2 separate regions of the Homo sapiens genome follow, and region 1 is linked to region 2. Evidence: chromatin contacts called from ENCODE Hi-C or POLR2A ChIA-PET data. All regions are on one chromosome and are shown on one strand. Each heading gives the region's core, a stretch centred on a gene start or an enhancer-like site at or near the end of the contact. The rest is flanking DNA. Distances are from core to core; before and after follow the strand shown.

Region 1 (4,055 bases), core at 571-3,070, 100 kb before region 2:
CAATCTTGGTAGGTTGTATGTGTCTAGGAAATTATCCATTTTTTCTAGATTTTCCAATTTATTGTCATATAGTTGCTTATAGTAGTCACTAATAATCCTTTGAATTTCTGCAGTATCATTTGGTAATGTCTCCTTTTTCATCTCTGATTTTATTTATTTGGGTCTTCTCTCTTTTTTCTTACTCTGCTAATGTTTGTCAATTTTGCTTAACTTTTCAAAAAATCAACTTTTTGTTTCATTTATCTTTTTTTTTTGAGATAGAGCCTTGCTCCATCACCCATGCTGGAGTGCAGTGGCGTGATCCTGGCTCACTGCAACCTCCACCTCCCAGGTTCAAGCAATTCTCCTGCCTCAGTCTTCCCAGTAGCTGGGACTACAGGCGCAAGCCATCACACCCGGTTAATTTTTGCGTTTTTAATAGAGAAGGGGTTTTTCCATGTTGACCAGGCTGGTCTCAAATTTCTGAGGTAATCCACCCGCTTCAGCCTCCCAAAATGCTGGGATTACAGGCATGAGCCACTGTGCCCATCTTTGCTTCATTGATCTTTTGTACTGTTTTCTTCATTCCAATTTTATTTATTTATGCTCTGATCTTTATTATTTCTTTTCTTCGACTAATTTTGGGTTTGGTTTGCTCTTGTTTTTCCAGTTATTTAAGACGCATCACTAGCTTGTTTATTTGAAGTTTTTCTTCTTTTCTGATGTGGGCAGTTATAGCTATAAACTTTCCTCTTAGTACTGCTTTTGCTGTATTCCATAGATTTTGGAATGTTGTACTTCCATTATTATTTGTTTCAAGAAATGTTTAAATTTCTTTCTTAGTTTCTTTATTGGCCCACCAATTTTTCAGGAGAGCATTGTTTAATTTCCATGTGTTTGTACAGTTTCTAAAATTCCTCTTATTATTGATTTTATTCCATTGTGGTCGGAGAAGATGCTTGATACTATTTTAAATTTTTTAAAGACTTGTTTTATAACCGAACATATGGTCTATCCTTGAGAATGATCCATGTGCTGAGGAAAAGAATGTGTATTCTGCAGCCGTTGGATGAAATGTTCTGTAAATATCTATTAGGTCCATTTAGCCTATGGTGCAGATTAAGTCTGATGTTTCTTTGTTGATTTTCTGTCTGAAAGATCTGTCTGATGCTGAAAGTAGGGTGTTGAAGTCTCCAGCTATTGTTGTATTTCGATCTGTCTGTCTCGTTAGCTCTAGTAATATTTGCTTTATATATCCGGGTGCGTGCTCTAGTGTTGGGTATGTATTTATTTACAATTGTTTTAGCCTCCTGCTGAATTTACCCCTTTATCATTATATAGTGATCTTCTTTGTCTCTTCTTATGGTATCTGTCTTGAAATCTGTTTTGTCTGATATAAATATAGCTAATCCTGCTCTTTTTCTGGCTTTCATTAGCTTGGAATATCTTTTTTTATCCCTTCATTTTCAGCCTATGTGTGTCTTTATAGATGAAACGTGTTTTTTGCAGGCCAAGTTACAATAATATCCTGTTGAATAAGTAAGATACTGATAGCTACATTATATATATTTCTATTTATTACTGGCTCTATTAGTAAATAATTGAAAAGCAAATATGAATATCAAGGCATCGTAAAGGCAGAAACTCAAAGAAGCAGCTCCCCCAAACCTTGCCCCCAGAGGTCTGAGGGAACAAAAGGAATATGTTGGAATTAATAAAACTTGGAAATTTGAAGGTGGGAATTTGTGGGGCCAGGCCAGACATCTTAGGAGGGGGTTGCCACAGCTATTGCTGGAGTCTTGGAGGAGGCTGGAGGAGACTGGTTCTGCAAGTGTTGGAATAGCTACGCACTGGAATCAGCAGCTGCCACTGGAACTCACTGCGGTAGGAACTGGAAGCAGGTAGGAGCAAGTCTCCTCTCTCTGTTCTGGCAATGCAGTCTCTCTGTCTAGTGCCATCTATTGACAGACATGACATAGAGCAGCTGGCAAAGCAGAAAGGCGATTTGAGATTTTTGTGCTGAAGCACCATAAAGCCGAATATGGAAGGGTGGATTTGAAACAGACACGTTTGATAATTGAAACAAGAAGCATTAAAATCTTGTGGAGCATATTTAGTGGGTAGGATGGTGAAGGGACAATAAAAGATGACAGAATCAGGTTGGTAAGTGTCAGAGAAGGACACAGGAAGTTTTAAACAGTGTCAAGGGTTATGACTGAAGAAAGATCTTTGTTTTATGGTTGAGATTTGGCTGAGAGTGTTTACAGAGTCACTGAAACAGATGCTAGGGTATAATCAAGTAGATGCAGTACTTATTGACTACTCTTTCAAAACTTTGGAAACAGGAGGAAGGAGGGAGATGAAAGAATAACCTGAAAAAGCACGGTTAAAAAAAGTGATTTTTATTCGAATAGGGGAAAGAGAACTGATAAGGCATTTCCTTAATAAAGAAGAGATGCTCTTTTATAATTAAGGAAAACAATGGGTGAAGTTATGTGGAAAACAAGAAAGTAGAAAGAGTGTTTGTAGGATAATTGTAACCAAATCATAAGGTAAATGATAAAGTGTTCTGCTGAGAATGAATGTGGCTGGTGTGGGATTGGAACCCAGGAGAGTGAAGCTGATTCACAACACTTCATGTGTAGAATTTAATAGGGACAGAAACATTTCACACCAGAGACTGTAAGAATCTAACAAAATGGTTTGAGAAAACATCTGAGCCAAAGTCAGGAATAAGAATTATAAACCCCTTGATGCATGTGTATGTTTGTCTCCAGTTTTGTCTTTGTAGCCCATAGTTTTCCAATTGCAGTATTATTGACATTTTGGGCCAGATAATTCATTATTTGTGGTGTGAGCCCATTGTGTGCATTGTAGGATGTTTAGCTGCATCCCTGGCCTCTACTCATTAAATCCAAGTAGGAACGCCCTCCCACTCCCCGACCCCCACACTAACCTGGCAATCAAAAATGTCCCCAAACATTGTCAGATGTGCTGTGGAGGAAAAACTACCCTTGGTTGAGAACGACTGCTCCAACACCACGAAAATGGTCAAGGCTTTGCCGATTTCTTTGCTCCCAGCACAGTTCTATCTCTAAGCAAAGCTCATATTCTCAGTCTCTTGCCCTTCTTTGGAATCTTGGCACCACCTGGCCCTAGTTGGTTGAGCACTTCTTAGGTTTACTAGTACTCCTTTGTGGGAGTTTTTATTTCTGCTGAAACATATCCCCTTTGATATGGTTTGGTTCTGTGTCCCCACCCAAATCTCATGTTGAATTGCAAAGTGAGAGGTGATTGAATCATGGGGGTGGACCTCCCCCTTGCTGTTCTCATGATAGAGTTTCCACAAGATCTGGTTGTTTGAAACTGTGCAGCACTTCCCCCTTCACTCTTTCTCTCTCCCTTGCCACCATGTGAAGATGTGCTTGCTCCCCCTTCTCCTTCAGCCACGACTGTAGGTTTCATGAGGCCTCACCAGCCATGTGGAACTGTAAGCCTATTAAACCTTTTTTCTTCATAAATCACCCAGTCTCAGGTAGTTCTTTATAGCTGTGTGAGAATGGACTAATACACCCTAATATCCAGAAACAGAATTTCAAAGAACTTTTTAAAGTTATTCATTTCTTTAGTTCTCCTTTTTTTTAAAGTCTAACTGAGGGGTTAACAAACTGAAACTTAGGGGCCAAATATAGCTGTTACCTCTTTTTGAAATAACGTTTTATTGCAATACATTCACACCCATTCATTCACATATTGCTTATGGCAACTTTTGCACTAAGACCACAGAATAGTTTCCACAGAGACCATATGACCCCTGGGCCATAGTTTGCGAACGTTTGCTCTAGACCTTAAACACTTTAAAAGAACCAAGAGTTTGCATCTACAGTATCTAATATATTGACTTCATATTTAACTTTTCTCAGATTTACCTAAAAATATATATTGAACTTAATTGTTTTCTTTCAAATAACTAGATGCAATGAAAGATCTTACTGTATCTGCCTGTATTATTGTGTATTGGGTGAGCCAAATGCTGTGGTTAAAGAATAATGCCAAAGGGTTTAGTTTTACCATTA
Region 2 (3,862 bases), core at 576-3,075:
TGCTCAAGCAATACCTTTAAAGCAGAATTGAGGTATGAGCTCTCTAGGGAGAAAGAAAAGGCAGTCTGCCTCCCCATTTTAGCTTCTGGGTAGAGACGATAGATAGAATAGGCTTGTTTGAGTTGGTTTGTCTTTCCCAGAAACCCTGGAGCACAGCTCCCCCACTTACCCTTGTAAACCCCAAGGGAGGACTTCTTCTATATAATCTTGCCTGAAGAAGGAAAGCTAGGGTATGGCAGAAGGTTTGGTCAAGATCCTAAATTGCTGTGGGATTTAGGATTGGACCCCAGGGCTGCTGCTAGTTCATATGAAGCATTTATAAAAATTTAAATTATATAGCTATGTATCATATATATAACATATATATACACACACATACTTCTGGGATGATATAACCCAAAGCTACTGTTTTACAGGGCTTGGCAAGTGAAAGACCCCCCTCCCCTAGTTCCTCCTGTATTGGGTATTACCTGAACAAATGGTGGCCTAGTTTGTCCCAGATTGTATAGATTTTACTAATGTAGGTTGAACAGATTGATGAAGTTTTTAAAGTATCTGAATCTACTCATGTACTTGAAGAGCAGGTCAGCAGGTCCTTCCTTACAAAGCTCTGAATGATTAGTTAATAACATGGTAGTTTTTAAGGAACTGTACCTCACAGTAAGTACATCTTTTTCCTCTTTATCCAGTTACTTAAAATGACAGTAATAATAGTTAACCATTATTGAGCATAATGGATATGTTCCAGACAGGCACTAAATAGTTTACAAAGATTAATTCTATGAATTCTTATAACAACCTTATAACACAGGAGTGTACTATTATTCCCTTCTAATATTTCAGAAAACAAAGGTTTCAGTGGTTGAACTCAGCTACTGAGTTAATTTCAAGCCCATTTTAGCTCCCACTCTATACTGCCCATTTTCTTTTTTCTCTCCCACCCTCTTCTTTCTTTCCTCTACCTCTGTCTCCCTATAGGAAATAAAAGTCTGCGGAGGAACCACGTAAATATGATTTTCGTCGAGCCACCTGATAACTCTACAATTGACCTTTTAGCTCTGACATTCCCTGAGACTGAGTTTTCCAACAAACAACTTCTCTTTGTTGTTTGGGTTATGCTTAAGAGCCAGCGTTCTGAAAATCCTGGCTTCAGGTTTCCAAACTAGCAGGTTGTGCTCAGAGCCTAATCCTTGCTGGATGGTAGCACATTTCATCACACAAAAACCACAGCTCCTCTTGGTCCTTGGCCTGATGCTCTGCAGCTTCTTTGGCCAACTCAACTAAAAGTGCAGTGGGGAAGCCCCATTCATGGTAATTTCCAGAGAACCATTTGCCTCACTTGGGGAAACGGGTATAGCACAATCCCTGATAGTTTCTGGACAAAAAGGTTCCATGTTTTCCCCTATGCTTTTGGCATGTCTTGGATGATTCCCTTTGGTATGAGTCATCTCCTTAAGAAATCATAAGATATACAGCATTTAACTAAAGTTTGTAACACCAGATTCTCTCCAGAAGGTGTTTTCCTTGATTTGGCTTTTTAATTCTTCTTGATTTGAAAAATCTTTATACCAAAAAAAAAAAAAAAAGTCAACTTAAAACATGGACCTATCCATGCAACTTTAAACTTTATTAGAGAATGTCATATAATGAAGACATACAGCTATTCTATAAAATGTCTAACTATGGTGAAAAAATATGTGACATTCAATGTATTAACTTTCAAATAACATAGCTTAGTGCTCTTGGTTATTGGTTTCCAAAGACTTGCTGAGCATTTCCTTGTTTGGCCTTGGAAGAATTTGCTCTGGGATTTCAGCCTGGCCCTTGACTTGCTGAAAAACCACAAGATGTAGAACAAAGAGAGCAGGCTGAGAAGCCAGTTAGTGAAAATGAAAGCAAGAGGTCCTGGCCTGAGGCTTAGTGTGTGTTCTTGAAAGAAGGAAGTTGCTGCAGGGTCAGGAGAATGTCACTGGAGGCCCTTGCACTTGCTAATGCCAATCAGACCTCATGGGCTCCAGGCAAATCAACAAAGTCTGGAGACGAAATGTTTGAATGTAACTGTTACAGCAATGTCCTGGCTCCACAGAGATGTCTTTTCTCCCAGAGGTTACTGTTTCACCATTAACCATTTAACCATTTTCTCAGCCACTCCTGAGCTCCAGTCCACTCTCCCAACTCAGTAGGAAAAGTGAGTGACAGATTTTCTAAATTAGAGCCCAGACTTCGAAAGGTCACAGCTAAGAAAGCACCCATAGGCATTTGCCTTGCCATTTAGTAAAATTTCTGACCATGATACAGTGATGGGGCAATCTAAGAAGGAAAGGGGACTGGATTTGTGTGGGTTTGCAGAGGTTAAAAGAGCAGTGTCTTCTGGGAGTCCCTGGTGGAGGAGTGATGGGTCTTTTTTCTTTTTAAAGAACTTTAAGTATATACTGACTTGCAATGGGTAGAGCAATTTTTAAAATTTCAAATGAATGGCATAACTCCCTTGTGGAGGCCTCTCTTTTCAAAGTTAAAAACAAATTTTTGCAGAAGCAAGCTCAGACTGATTTTTGAGCCCTCCTGCATTTTCCAGGTGGAAATTCCTTGGCCTTTGAACCCTGACTAAAACGTCAGAGATTATAAATCTAACTGCTAAGTATTATGAAATATAGCGTGGCAAAACAAAAACGAAAACAAAACAGAACGAGAAAATCCACAGAACGAGAGGAGTGAGGAGACCACTGTCTTAGCCTCTATGTAGTTGAGCAAGTCCAGGAGTCTTTCCAGGTCAGTTAAAAGGAGGGACACGAATCATTAGTTAACCTCAAGGGGCCCTTGCAGCTCCTAAATTGTATACTCACATAAACACAACACTCTGTCTCTGGTGGGTTACCACTGTTTTATGATATCCTACACTGTACAGCTAAGTTTTGGACCAAGTTTACAAGGTAGTGTTACTCCCTAAAACATTTTTCTGATATATTAAATTGAACTCTAAGTCCCAGAAATGCTACATAGAAATTACATTGCACTTTGTAAAAGTTGTATATGGCTCCAAAACTGCATTAGAGACTAAAAATATATTTCCAAACTCTTACATGCATGGTGTTCGTTTAAAATGGAAAATGTATTTGTAAAAAAGTACGTTTCTCTCCCGATGGTAATACTGGGTTTATATTATCCATTACCAGTGCTTTCACTGCCCTCTGCTGCTCTGAGGAGGTGTGGAGCGCCAGTCTTTTATATCCCATTGGAGAAGGCCAACTTTTCATTTATGGTCATGATTATTAATGTTCACTGGCATATTCCAAGTGTAATACTATCTGACTTGGAAAATCCCAACAATGAGGTAGCCAATGGCCTGAAACCAAAGAAGCACTGTGTTCCTGTGAACCAGGACTTTCTAAAGTCTTCTGGGGTTTTATTAAGTTCTGGGCGTTCTTTCTATAAGGTCACTAATATATGAAAATAGCTGTTATTTTGGAAGTTGATTACAAGGTTTTTTTTTTTTTTGGTAAAATATCAGTTATTGTTTAAAACATGAAAAATTAGTAGAAATGCCAACAAAAATGATTTGAGATGAGAACCTGGCCTCTTTAAAAAGTAGACTGAAGTGTAATAGAATTTCATTATGGGAATGTTCTATTGTTTGCATTTAACTATTAGATGATTAGCATAAGGAAAATATTGAGCACTTTCATTGTTTCAATTATATTTTTCTATTATTAATTAACAGCATTAGGTAAAATTTCTGTTCATTGTCTAGGACTTCTGTTTAATAATGATAGCAAAAATTAATAATCGACATATATGAGCCTTCTTGGAAATGTACTTGTAATTTGTACTCACTTTCCACCTAGCAAAAGCTTTATCTGAAAGC

Evidence for each region. A loop is a pair of places that touch in the nucleus more often than their neighbours do. ChIA-PET counts read pairs that join two places held with the same protein, here RNA polymerase II (POLR2A). Pooled maps may share reads with other maps.
Region 1: a loop to region 2 is called in a pooled map, with 4 times the contacts of the local background. The contact joins two enhancer-like sites. A Hi-C loop is called at or near these places in 1 of 37 single-sample maps with no recorded cell type and 9 of 50 pooled maps. POLR2A ChIA-PET finds 5 or more read pairs at or near these places in 1 of 52 experiments (Panc1).

What each region holds. Positions count from the first base shown.
Region 1 is chr4:118,863,376-118,867,430 of GRCh38, forward strand. It overlaps a transcript of SYNPO2 not described here. Among named protein-coding and RNA genes, the nearest start is that of SYNPO2, 23 kb to the right of the region's middle. RefSeq lists a silencer at 1,898-2,007. Within about 2 kb of position 1,821, at least 2 of the 41 ENCODE cell types and tissues checked have a DNase peak (open chromatin) inside an H3K27ac peak, as active enhancers do.
Region 2 is chr4:118,966,291-118,970,152 of GRCh38, forward strand. The region is part of intron 1 of SYNPO2 (synaptopodin 2); the gene reads left to right. All of the region lies in intron 2 of SYNPO2-AS1 (SYNPO2 antisense RNA 1), which reads right to left. Among named protein-coding and RNA genes, the nearest start is that of SYNPO2-AS1, 16 kb to the right of the region's middle. RefSeq lists an enhancer at 1,777-1,826. Within about 2 kb of position 1,826, at least 24 of the 41 ENCODE cell types and tissues checked have a DNase peak (open chromatin) inside an H3K27ac peak, as active enhancers do.